Regions from separate parts of the Mus musculus genome. Here region 2 is linked to region 1. A link is a loop called in an ENCODE intact Hi-C map of the cell type or tissue named here. Cell type or tissue: left cerebral cortex. All regions are shown on one strand.

Region 1 (5,000 bases):
TTATTTAATTGACTTTCACTAATATTTTCAAGAAAATATCCAAGTGGGTTTGTGAAGTCTGAACAAAATATTTGAAGACAGGGGTTCATCTGTGACTACTATGCTCTGTACTAATACTCTCTGTACAGTACAAGTATAATGAAAAACACTTTTTTTTAATCTCCTGAAACTTTTCCCCCACATCTACTAAATTAGGATCTGTCAAGAAAATTGATGGAAAAACTATATTTACAAAAACTGGTTGATTGACAGGAACTACATATATGAGAGGTATGAAAACAGTGAAATTGGAGTGTCACAGGTTCTAATGCTGGTTGTCTTCTTGGTCACACTTTATGCTCTGAATGTGGTCCTCTATGTCTAACAGTTTGTGACTAATAGATAAAAACCTCATTTGTAACCTCAACATAGCAGATCAGTAGTTTCCACCAATCCAAAAGGCAAGAAAGTCATCAGATAGTATCTGGGATCTGTAGAAAAGTTTCTCCCACATTGCTGCACATCTCTCCAATATGTTTAAACCTATCTTTACTTTGTTTTATAACTTCATAAGACTCCTTCCATGTTGGAACATGAAATTTGGAGAAACCTCTAGTATACACTGTTTCTTATTCCCTTTCAGGTGAGAGGTGAGTGGATTTTTTGGTTTTGTTTTTCTATCTGTCTCTGTGTGTGTGTGTGTGTGTGTGTGTGTGTGTGTGTGTGTGTGTGTGTGTGTGTGTTTCAACTATGCAGGGATGATGACGCAAGTCAAAGTCAGAAAGGTGGGAAAGGATAAACCATGAAGAGTATTAGGGCTGTACCAGAGAGCTGTGAAGAGGCACAGTTAAGAGCCTGTCATCTCCGCTCAGTAGAGAAAACAAGGACTACACTGAAGACTGGCTTCAGTGCCTGTGAATCCTGAAAGAAAGCCAATGGCTATTTTAGGAACCCAGATAAAATGATGAGTTTGGCTTGAACCCGTATGCTGGGACTTTTCTCCAGGTGTTCTGGAGGTGCTCCCATGTCTCTGCTTTCTATGAGGAAGTCTCATGAGAAAAAGACAATTAACAATAAAAAGTGACAAAGGAAGGGTTTCTTATTCCTCTGTTTCAAATTTGTCATTTGAATACTGTGGAACTTGAAGATTTGACTATAGGACACCAAGCAGGCTGGGAGGTCCAACAGGATGTATAAGGTTTTTGATTGTTGGTGGATCCTGGCTTCCATCAAGCTCCACATGTCCAAGAATGATGTGTGTTTGGTTCAGTCCGTGTGTGTAAGTGGAGTTTGGCACAGGATATAACAGGCAGTGGGTACTCGACCTGTGAGATGACAGGGAGACTGAGACCTGCAATTCTAGCTTCTCTCTGCCGCAACCCTAAACCTGATGTTAGCTAGGAATTAAACTAGAGAACTCTTACAGGATCAGCAATCATCCTTGACCACTTGGCCACTCCTCCAGCCCCCTAAATGACTTTTTCATGGTAACTGCTGTCCATATATACTCCAAATTGTTTTCAGATAACATAACTCTAGTAATAGATTTACTACATCAATCTTCAACCTTCCTTTCTAGAGTTCCTTTTCTGCTAATTTCTTCTACTGACTCAGAATAAATAGAAATATACTGAATTGTATATCTTCGGCATTTCTTCGGCAAGTCTGTTGGCAGCAGAGGGTTTTTTTGTTTGTTTGTTTTTAACATTTTCTTTAACCTCAGCCTCCTTAAAAGTTTGTGCAACCACGGTAACCTTTATCTTGCATGTAAGTTATAAGGTGTTTACAAAAAAAAAAAATCTTCTGCAATGTAACAGAAAAGGTTGAAAGGGGGTATAAAGCTGAACAGATTCCCAAATTTTATAAAAACGACAGACGTCATCCTGTAAATGCTGAGGGAACTAAGTAGTCCCTAAGCTGTAACTTGCTCTTCCTCCTAGAATGCACTACAGGAAGATACAAGCAAACTTCGTGGCCTGAAACATTAAAACGTAGTAATAGCTACTAGTATTTATAGGTCAGTAAATTAAATTTCACACTGGCTTGTATAAATAGGTTGGATGCAACAATTCTAAAGGCATTAATAAAACTAGGGTTAGGTTCACATTATCTCAGTGTTGCACTCATTAGCCCAATAATGATCCAAAGTAGCACAACTCCTCCAAGTGTTTTTGTAGGTGGCTCTGAAAAGAGCCTTTGGTGGTTGGAAAGGGTTGCTTTCTATCAAGGGCCTCACTTCCCCTTGGCCTTGTGGTGGGTCTCGGTCTTCTTGGGCAGCAGCACGGCCTGGATGTTGGGCAGGACGCCGCCCTGCGCGATGGTCACGCGGCCCAGCAGCTTGTTGAGCTCCTCGTCGTTGCGGATGGCCAGCTGCAGGTGGCGCGGGATAATGCGCGTCTTCTTGTTGTCGCGGGCCGCGTTGCCCGCCAGCTCCAGGATCTCGGCCGTCAGGTACTCTAGCACGGCTGCCAGGTACACCGGGGCGCCGGCGCCCACGCGCTCCGAGTAGTTGCCTTTGCGGAGCAGCCGGTGCACGCGGCCCACGGGGAACTGCAGGCCGGCCCGGGAGGAGCGGGTCTTGGCCTTGGCGCGAGCCTTGCCACCCTGCTTGCCTCTTCCTGACATGGTAGAACCTAGAATATAAGCCTGCTCAGTAAGTGGTTTGAAGGCAAAGCTGACAGTATTTATAGTCAATGCAGGGCATGAAAAAGTAGGAATTTCATTGGTTACATAGAAGCATTGCACCTAGACCAATAACAGAGTTGCATTGAAAAGCCCTTGCTATGATTGGGTATTTGGTGGATGACGACTGCTAATTCGCGATAGCTATAGCCACAAGTTTGTTTAAAAGGCAGCCTGTGCAGACACACTTTACATTTCTTTTCTTTCTGTATCTTTAGGCTTTTGGTCAGTTCCTACCATGCCTGAACCCGCTAAGTCCGCTCCCGCCCCGAAGAAGGGGTCCAAGAAGGCCGTCACCAAGGCCCAGAAGAAGGACGGCAAGAAGCGCAAGCGCAGCCGCAAGGAGAGCTACTCGGTGTACGTGTACAAGGTGCTGAAGCAAGTGCACCCCGACACCGGCATCTCCTCCAAGGCCATGGGCATCATGAACTCGTTCGTGAACGACATCTTCGAGCGCATCGCGAGCGAGGCGTCCCGCCTGGCGCATTACAACAAGCGCTCGACCATCACATCCCGGGAGATCCAGACGGCCGTGCGCCTGCTGCTGCCCGGGGAGCTGGCCAAGCACGCCGTGTCGGAGGGCACCAAGGCTGTCACCAAGTACACCAGCTCCAAGTGAGTTCCTTTAACTCACACTCCTAACCCAAAGGCTCTTTTCAGAGCCACCCACACTTTCAACTAAAAAAGGCTGTTGCCCTGTATTCACTTTGGGGTTCCTCTAACTCACTCCTGAAACAAAGGCTCTTTTTAGAGCCACTCACTTTATTGGAAGGATGTGCACTTTGTGAGATAATTGCTTAGAAATCTAAAGACTTATGGAAGGTGTCAATTCCAGAGGTTCATGACTAGAAAGTTCCCTTCCACACTATAAACTTAACTGGTCTTAACCTATACATATAGCACCTATTCCTACCCTCTTGAATACAGTGTTGTAAGCCGTCTTTCTTTTTTCCCTCCTCTTTGCATTAATTTAACAGAAGTAAAACATACACTCATCTTGTCCTTATCAGTTAGTGGCTTCATTAGCCAATTACTGTGCTGCGCGGGCAATTTCAAATTTAAGCGCCAGAGATAGTGGCGTTTGTTTCTCCACCATTCTTGGGGTGCTTCCCTTATCCACTGTTTCTGATGCTTGGAACAAATTTAAAAGGAAAAGTCAGGCCTTTGCCTGCTGTTTCCTTATTCTCACCTTAATGGGATTTTCAGTTTAAATATTGCAATAGATTAGTTGAAACATTTTTAAATCTTTCTGGAATCTACACGAAATCGCTCCAGTTCTTTTGGTGGTACATTTTTATATGATTAGTGTATTCTAGTGACTCCCAGCTCATAAGCAACAGTTTTGAATTTTTTGTTTGTTTGTTTAGGGGACATGGCATTCTTTCAGACAAACTAGTAGAAATAGATACATGTTTCTTCATTTTTTTAAATGAATTAATCGAGATAAATTAACAATACATGTCATATACAGAAGAAAACAGCTGAAATAAATTTCAGGCATGTTTTAGGAGGTTCACATACAATAGCACTTCATAAAATCAAAACCAAATTAGTTTTGAAGTTCATATAAAAGTGTGTGATTACCAACTAATAATATTGATAAGTGAAAATAAAAAATATTACACAGAGACTATTTGAGCGATAAAGGTCGGCTCAGATGTCTGGGAAGCACAGAGCCTCTGAAAACTTTTTGGGAACAGAAATTTGCTCTTGCATGTTTGACATAATTTGCTTTACATTTCGGTGTGTGTTTCCTATGTCATCTTGGTTGTCACATACTATATATATGATAGTATAGATACAATAGAGAGGGAAAGAACCTGTGTAAAAATTCTAAACTTCATTACATTTTTCATAAAGAAAAATTTATGAAAACCTTGTTTCTCTAAGTATTTGTATTTTCTTTTACTATGAAGAGGGATAGAGGCCAATAACAAGGCTCATGGGTTTAGATTTGGGCTAAAATTATGTGTGAAAGATCAGGGCTAAGAAGAGGAAAGGACTCATCTTATGTGGGAAGCAGAGTACAAAGGCTTTATTCTTAACCATAAACTGTTACAGCTCTGGTTACAAACTAAACAGTGTATAATGCACCAAACTATAATGTTTGGATTTTTTTTTCGTACTATACAAAGAATACTTTTTTTTTGTCAAGGAAATACTTACTGGAGTGTGAAGGCAGTAGGCTGCCATAATTATGCAAACATCCTCTTGTTTTCAAGGGATGGCTAGCAAGTGTATTGTCTTGGCCTGACATCTTTCACCAAATTTTCATTTCCCCTTTTCTGTTTAACCATATTTTGTAATATAATATTGAATATGGATGATCAATATTGAAT
Region 2 (5,000 bases), 2.0 Mb after region 1:
GGTGGAGCTAAAAGAAAGCCTGCCATAGAACCTAAAATTATGTACCTAATCCGTTATGAGAAGCCCACCAAGGATGACCATTCAGAAACAGTTTGTAGCTGATTGAAATGATTTATTCCTTGTATTGAGGATCACATCCTGGTATCTCACTCTGCTGCTAGAGGGAGAATTTTTTTCTGTTGTTGTTGTTGTTTGTTTGTAACAAGCAGTTTAAAAGAAGCTACATTAGCTAGGGAATCTTGAACTCTGGTTCATAAAACAGTTGGGTAATATTCTATAAGATTCTACGTCAAGATCAAGAAGTAGTTAAACCTGAAATGGCCTTACCAGGAATACAAGATGGAGGAAGTGCCACACTGACTTTCCTTGTCATAAAAACACAATTCTAAACCCTGAAAACAGGACAGTAGCTTAACAACTCAGAAACACTCCTACTCTATATTTCAGAGTTTCTAAAACTACAAAGACCTTGATGAAAACAACAAGAAAATCAGTCAGTTACTTATTTCCATTTAAGTAAAAACTGGAAAAGAAAGTAAAAAAAAGTTCTTAACTATTAATCATGAAAACCAGAGTTTAAATCCCAGAATCTACGTGGTTTTTATTTTTTAAAGAACGATATGAAAAAGGACTGGATGCGAAAAATAAAATGCAGGCCTTTATGCAAATGAGGAGCTCAAATTCTGGCTTTCTATTGGGTACGATATATTAACCAATGGGAGAAACACAAACAGAATACCTCCAGTTAGTATAAATGCTTGCTGTTCAGTTGCAGAATTTACTATATATTCTTTTCCTTTCTCTGCTTTGCCTTTACTGATACTTAAACGCATACATGTCTGGACGCGGAAAGCAGGGTGGCAAGGCCCGCGCTAAGGCCAAGACCCGCTCCTCCCGGGCCGGCCTGCAGTTCCCCGTAGGCCGCGTGCATCGGCTGCTCCGCAAGGGCAACTACTCGGAGCGCGTGGGCGCCGGCGCCCCGGTGTACCTGGCGGCCGTGCTGGAGTACCTGACGGCCGAGATCCTGGAGCTGGCGGGCAACGCGGCCCGCGACAACAAGAAGACGCGCATCATCCCGCGCCACCTGCAGCTGGCCATCCGCAACGACGAGGAGCTCAACAAGCTGCTGGGCCGCGTGACCATCGCGCAGGGCGGCGTCCTGCCCAACATCCAGGCCGTGCTGCTGCCCAAGAAGACCGAGAGCCACCACAAGGCCAAGGGGAAGTAATCTGGCGATTGTCTGTACTGCCCAGTTGAAAGTTAACCAAAACAAAGGCTCTTTTCAGAGCCACCCACATCTTTCCATAAAATGAGCTGCCACCTCGTGAAACGTTCTTCCACTACAGTTTTTATACTACATATGAAAAAGTTACGAAGTAGCTTTCAATCTTAGTAAATTGATTTTAATACTGTTAGTCCCTGCGATAAATCTTACGACCTTCCTTAGTTTGAGTCAAAAGTGTGTAAGAGATGAAACCTTTAGAACATACTATATAAATTTTTAGTAGAAATTTGGCACCCAGGTTTGTCATTCACGTCACGATTGTCTAGAGCATAATGGTAGTAAGGGCTAAGGGCCATTAAATCCCACTTCCATAGTTTCGGCAGTATTTTAACTAACATGATCTGCCTGTGTGTATCGGTTTGCAAATATTTGATTTTAGAATTGATAAACTACATTTATTTAAACTAGGTCTTGCAAAGCTCACAAAACCTACTTTAAATTTCTATGTTCACTTGTTTGATTACCTGAATTGAGTTTTCAAAGCTTGAGACAATTTGATGTATGTATGTAAGTAAAATTATGTAAAACTTTCTTATGTAAAATTTCTGTTCACAGGAGTTATATACACTACAGTGTAAAATTAAAGTGATAGCAAAGATGGAGGGGAAGAGAGGCGGAGAGTGTGCATGTTCTGAAAGCTTTTTAACCAGGATTTAGAAGCAGAGGCTGACCAATCCCAACAAAGCGCGGGCCCTTTGAATGTTCTTCGGTCCAATAGCGGATAGTCTGATTGTATAAAAGGTGGACAGCGCCTTGCAGCTCACTATAGTGTCAGTCTATTTTCCCTTGTTAAAGTCATGGCTCGTACTAAGCAGACCGCTCGCAAGTCCACCGGCGGCAAGGCCCCGCGCAAGCAGCTGGCCACCAAGGCCGCCCGCAAGAGCGCCCCGGCCACCGGCGGCGTGAAGAAGCCTCACCGCTACCGTCCCGGCACCGTGGCGCTGCGCGAGATCCGGCGCTACCAGAAGTCGACCGAGCTGCTGATCCGCAAGCTGCCGTTCCAGCGCCTGGTGCGCGAGATCGCGCAGGACTTCAAGACCGACCTGCGCTTCCAGAGCTCGGCCGTCATGGCTCTGCAGGAGGCGAGCGAGGCCTACCTTGTGGGTCTGTTTGAGGACACCAACCTGTGCGCCATCCACGCCAAGCGTGTCACCATCATGCCCAAGGACATCCAGCTCGCCCGCCGCATTCGTGGGGAGAGGGCTTAAACGAAACAAAGTGCAAACTGGAACCCAAAGGCTCTTTTCAGAGCCACCCACAGTTTCTGTAAAAGCAGCTGTTACTTTTCTACTGTCTTGGAAACTTTGTTTTTCAAAGATTTATCTAGTTACAAAGTATACTGTTGCTTTCTTCAGTAGGCATCAGTTCTCACTTCAGTTGTTGCTGGTATTTGAGCTCATGTCCTGGAAACTGCCTTTAAATTAAACAGTAATTTACATATTACAATAAGTGGCCAAAAGTAATGGACTGTCAGGCTTTATGTCATAAGCATTGCCTGTCTTGATTCCTTTTTGGTCTGTTCTTGGGTTTTGTCTTTTTTTGTTTTTGTTTTCGTGCTATATATTTGTGCTCTCTTGTGTAATTTCCACTACAGGTCATATCCAGGTGTCTTTTGTTCACATATTTCTGGTTCCAACACTTGTCTGTCCTGAAGCTTGTGCAATGTTTACTGTTTTTGCTGTTACTCATTGAAATCTAGTACAAAACTTAAAAAATTTTGTTTTCTATGTTTTAATAGATGCTGAAAAGTAGTATTTCAAGTTAAATACAATTTACATTATGCTGGGATATTTCAAGCAATCGTCAGAAATTTTTAGTTTTTGTAAATTTTTTCACTATATTTCTGAACTTTAAACTACAGAGGCCTCTCTACACAACCTCTCACTCCAGACATTGGCTCCCATCCCTTTCCCACTACTTTCTTACATGTAACACTGCCTATATCGGGAATGTGAATAGACAACAAACTACCAAGATTTAACTTGTGGGTGATTCGTGTGGATATATTTTCCAGGGATAATAATAGCAAATACAACAATGACATTAAAACCTGGCTTACAAAATGATAATTTATTTTAAATCACATCTGCACTCCCTGATACTCTTCCATAGATTAAGTGGGGCAGCAGGATCACAAGTTTGAAGTCCCCTTTGTTACAGAATGAGTTCAAAGACAGCCTTGGTAGTTTAGTAAGACCTTGTCTTGATATTAGAAGAGACTGGGGTCCAGGTCAAAAGGTATCACACTTGCTTAGCTTACCTATTAAACAAACCAAACCAAACAAAAAGGAAGAAAAGGTATATGTCTAGGTATTTGATTTCCTAGAGGCTGCTGTAGATAGCTCTGCCTGGCAACGATATGTCATCCACATATGGTGTCTTATGGTCATGATGTCCCTTGAATGCCCAATATCTAAACATTTGGTTTTTGCTGTGCTGGCATTCATGTCCCCTGCTTAGCTGTTATGAATAAATTATATATATATTACTCTCCTCTGTAACAAAGTAGTGTTTTAGGTACAGTTTGCTGAAAGGCAGCAAACTTGCTATTTTTCTGTAAGAATCAGATGAGCAGTCTTCAAGGGTCTGGCTCTTCTTGCCTCATTGTCCTTACTAGAAGCATGCATTTAAAACCTGGATTCTACATTCAGTCATTTATTTGAAGATTTAATAGAATTTCATAATATAACAAATATAATAATATCTTAATAAATAATAAAATCGTGCATCTTCTTTGAGAGACCTCAGTAGTGGATAGTCTGCAGCAGCAGATAGTAGTCACTGTGTGGGAAGCTTGCACAGGCTCAGATTCTATCATAAGTGCCTACTAGGCCATCTCAGATGAATCTTTTTTTCCATTTGAAATTGGAATCTACACCATCTATCTTTTATGATTATCATTAGAATATATTCCAATGCATAGTTTCAATTTTTCTGAGCTATATATTGTTTTTTAATAAAAATTTTAAATAACTCAAACAAGCTTCTGAAATTACATCTTACTTAGCATCACTTAATTGCATAGACTCTGCTCAGTTTATAAATTATCACCATGTACTTAAAAATCTTTTAAGGATTTGTTGTTGTTTTTGTTCTTAGGAAGTAGTATGGTCTAATATCCCCCTATTCTCTCTATAGAGCAGGAAAAACAAAAACAAAACACAAATAAACTGATTTTCAAATTTTGCTAAAATAATATTGATCTTCCTTTAGTGTTCTACTATACCTTCCTCTCTGCACTCCACTTGGAATAAAAACACTTTTTTAAAAAATTGGGTCTTTCTTTATGGTAACTTATAGCTTTGTATTATATAACTTGTAAGTTATATAAAAAAAAATATGTTTTTGCCAAATCCATCCTAAAGCCCAGGTGGAGGGTCTAACTGTGAAGTTTTACCTTGCTATATATATGTAATTAAACAGATAGTATGCATTTGAGATCTATAGTAAACATGATTTCTATCCTCCAGGAACTGCACACAGAATGATATCAGGCACATGATAATGTTTACAGCTAGTACTCTTGAAGAAAACAGTTTTGTTATGGATATTTGTATGAAAGTTCAAGGCTCTTAAAGACAACTTGGAAGTCAAGTTTTAAGATCTGCTGTTTAGATTACAAGTTTTAACAATAAAAATCATACACAGTGGCACAAACCTGCTACTTAGCTGAGGAGACTGAGGCCAGAGAATTGCAACTTCCATCTAGGGTTAC

What was found. Hi-C counts contacts between places; a loop is a spot of excess contacts. Peaks named below come from ENCODE experiments on the same cell type or tissue, not always from the same donor. Only the 100,000 strongest peaks of a DNase experiment are listed, where the experiment ranks them.
Region 2: a loop joins it to region 1, with 5 times the contacts of the local background. A loop is called at or near these places in 4 of 42 quality-filtered maps.

The regions. Positions count from the first base shown.
Region 1 is chr13:21,751,224-21,756,223 of GRCm38, forward strand. It overlaps H2ac15 (H2A clustered histone 15), which reads right to left and starts at 2,689. Exons shown (of 1, transcript NM_178183.2): 1 at 2,154-2,689. The coding sequence starts at 2,604. The coding sequence ends at 2,212. H2bc15 (H2B clustered histone 15) reads left to right here and starts at 2,853. Exons shown (of 1, transcript NM_178201.3): 1 at 2,853-3,330. The coding sequence starts at 2,900. The coding sequence ends at 3,280. In left cerebral cortex, CTCF peaks have their summits at 2,369 and 3,695; DNase peaks (open chromatin) are centred at 2,731 and 3,699; H3K4me3 peaks cover 1,813 bases; H3K27ac peaks cover 1,092 bases.
Region 2 is chr13:23,750,298-23,755,297 of GRCm38, forward strand. It overlaps H2ac4 (H2A clustered histone 4), which reads left to right and starts at 791. Exons shown (of 1, transcript NM_175660.3): 1 at 791-1,295. The coding sequence starts at 836. The coding sequence ends at 1,228. H3c2 (H3 clustered histone 2) reads left to right here and starts at 2,048. Exons shown (of 1, transcript NM_178203.3): 1 at 2,048-2,543. The coding sequence starts at 2,083. The coding sequence ends at 2,493. In left cerebral cortex, CTCF peaks have their summits at 1,168 and 2,016; DNase peaks (open chromatin) are centred at 770, 1,225 and 1,964; H3K4me3 peaks cover 1,016 bases; H3K27ac peaks cover 1,618 bases.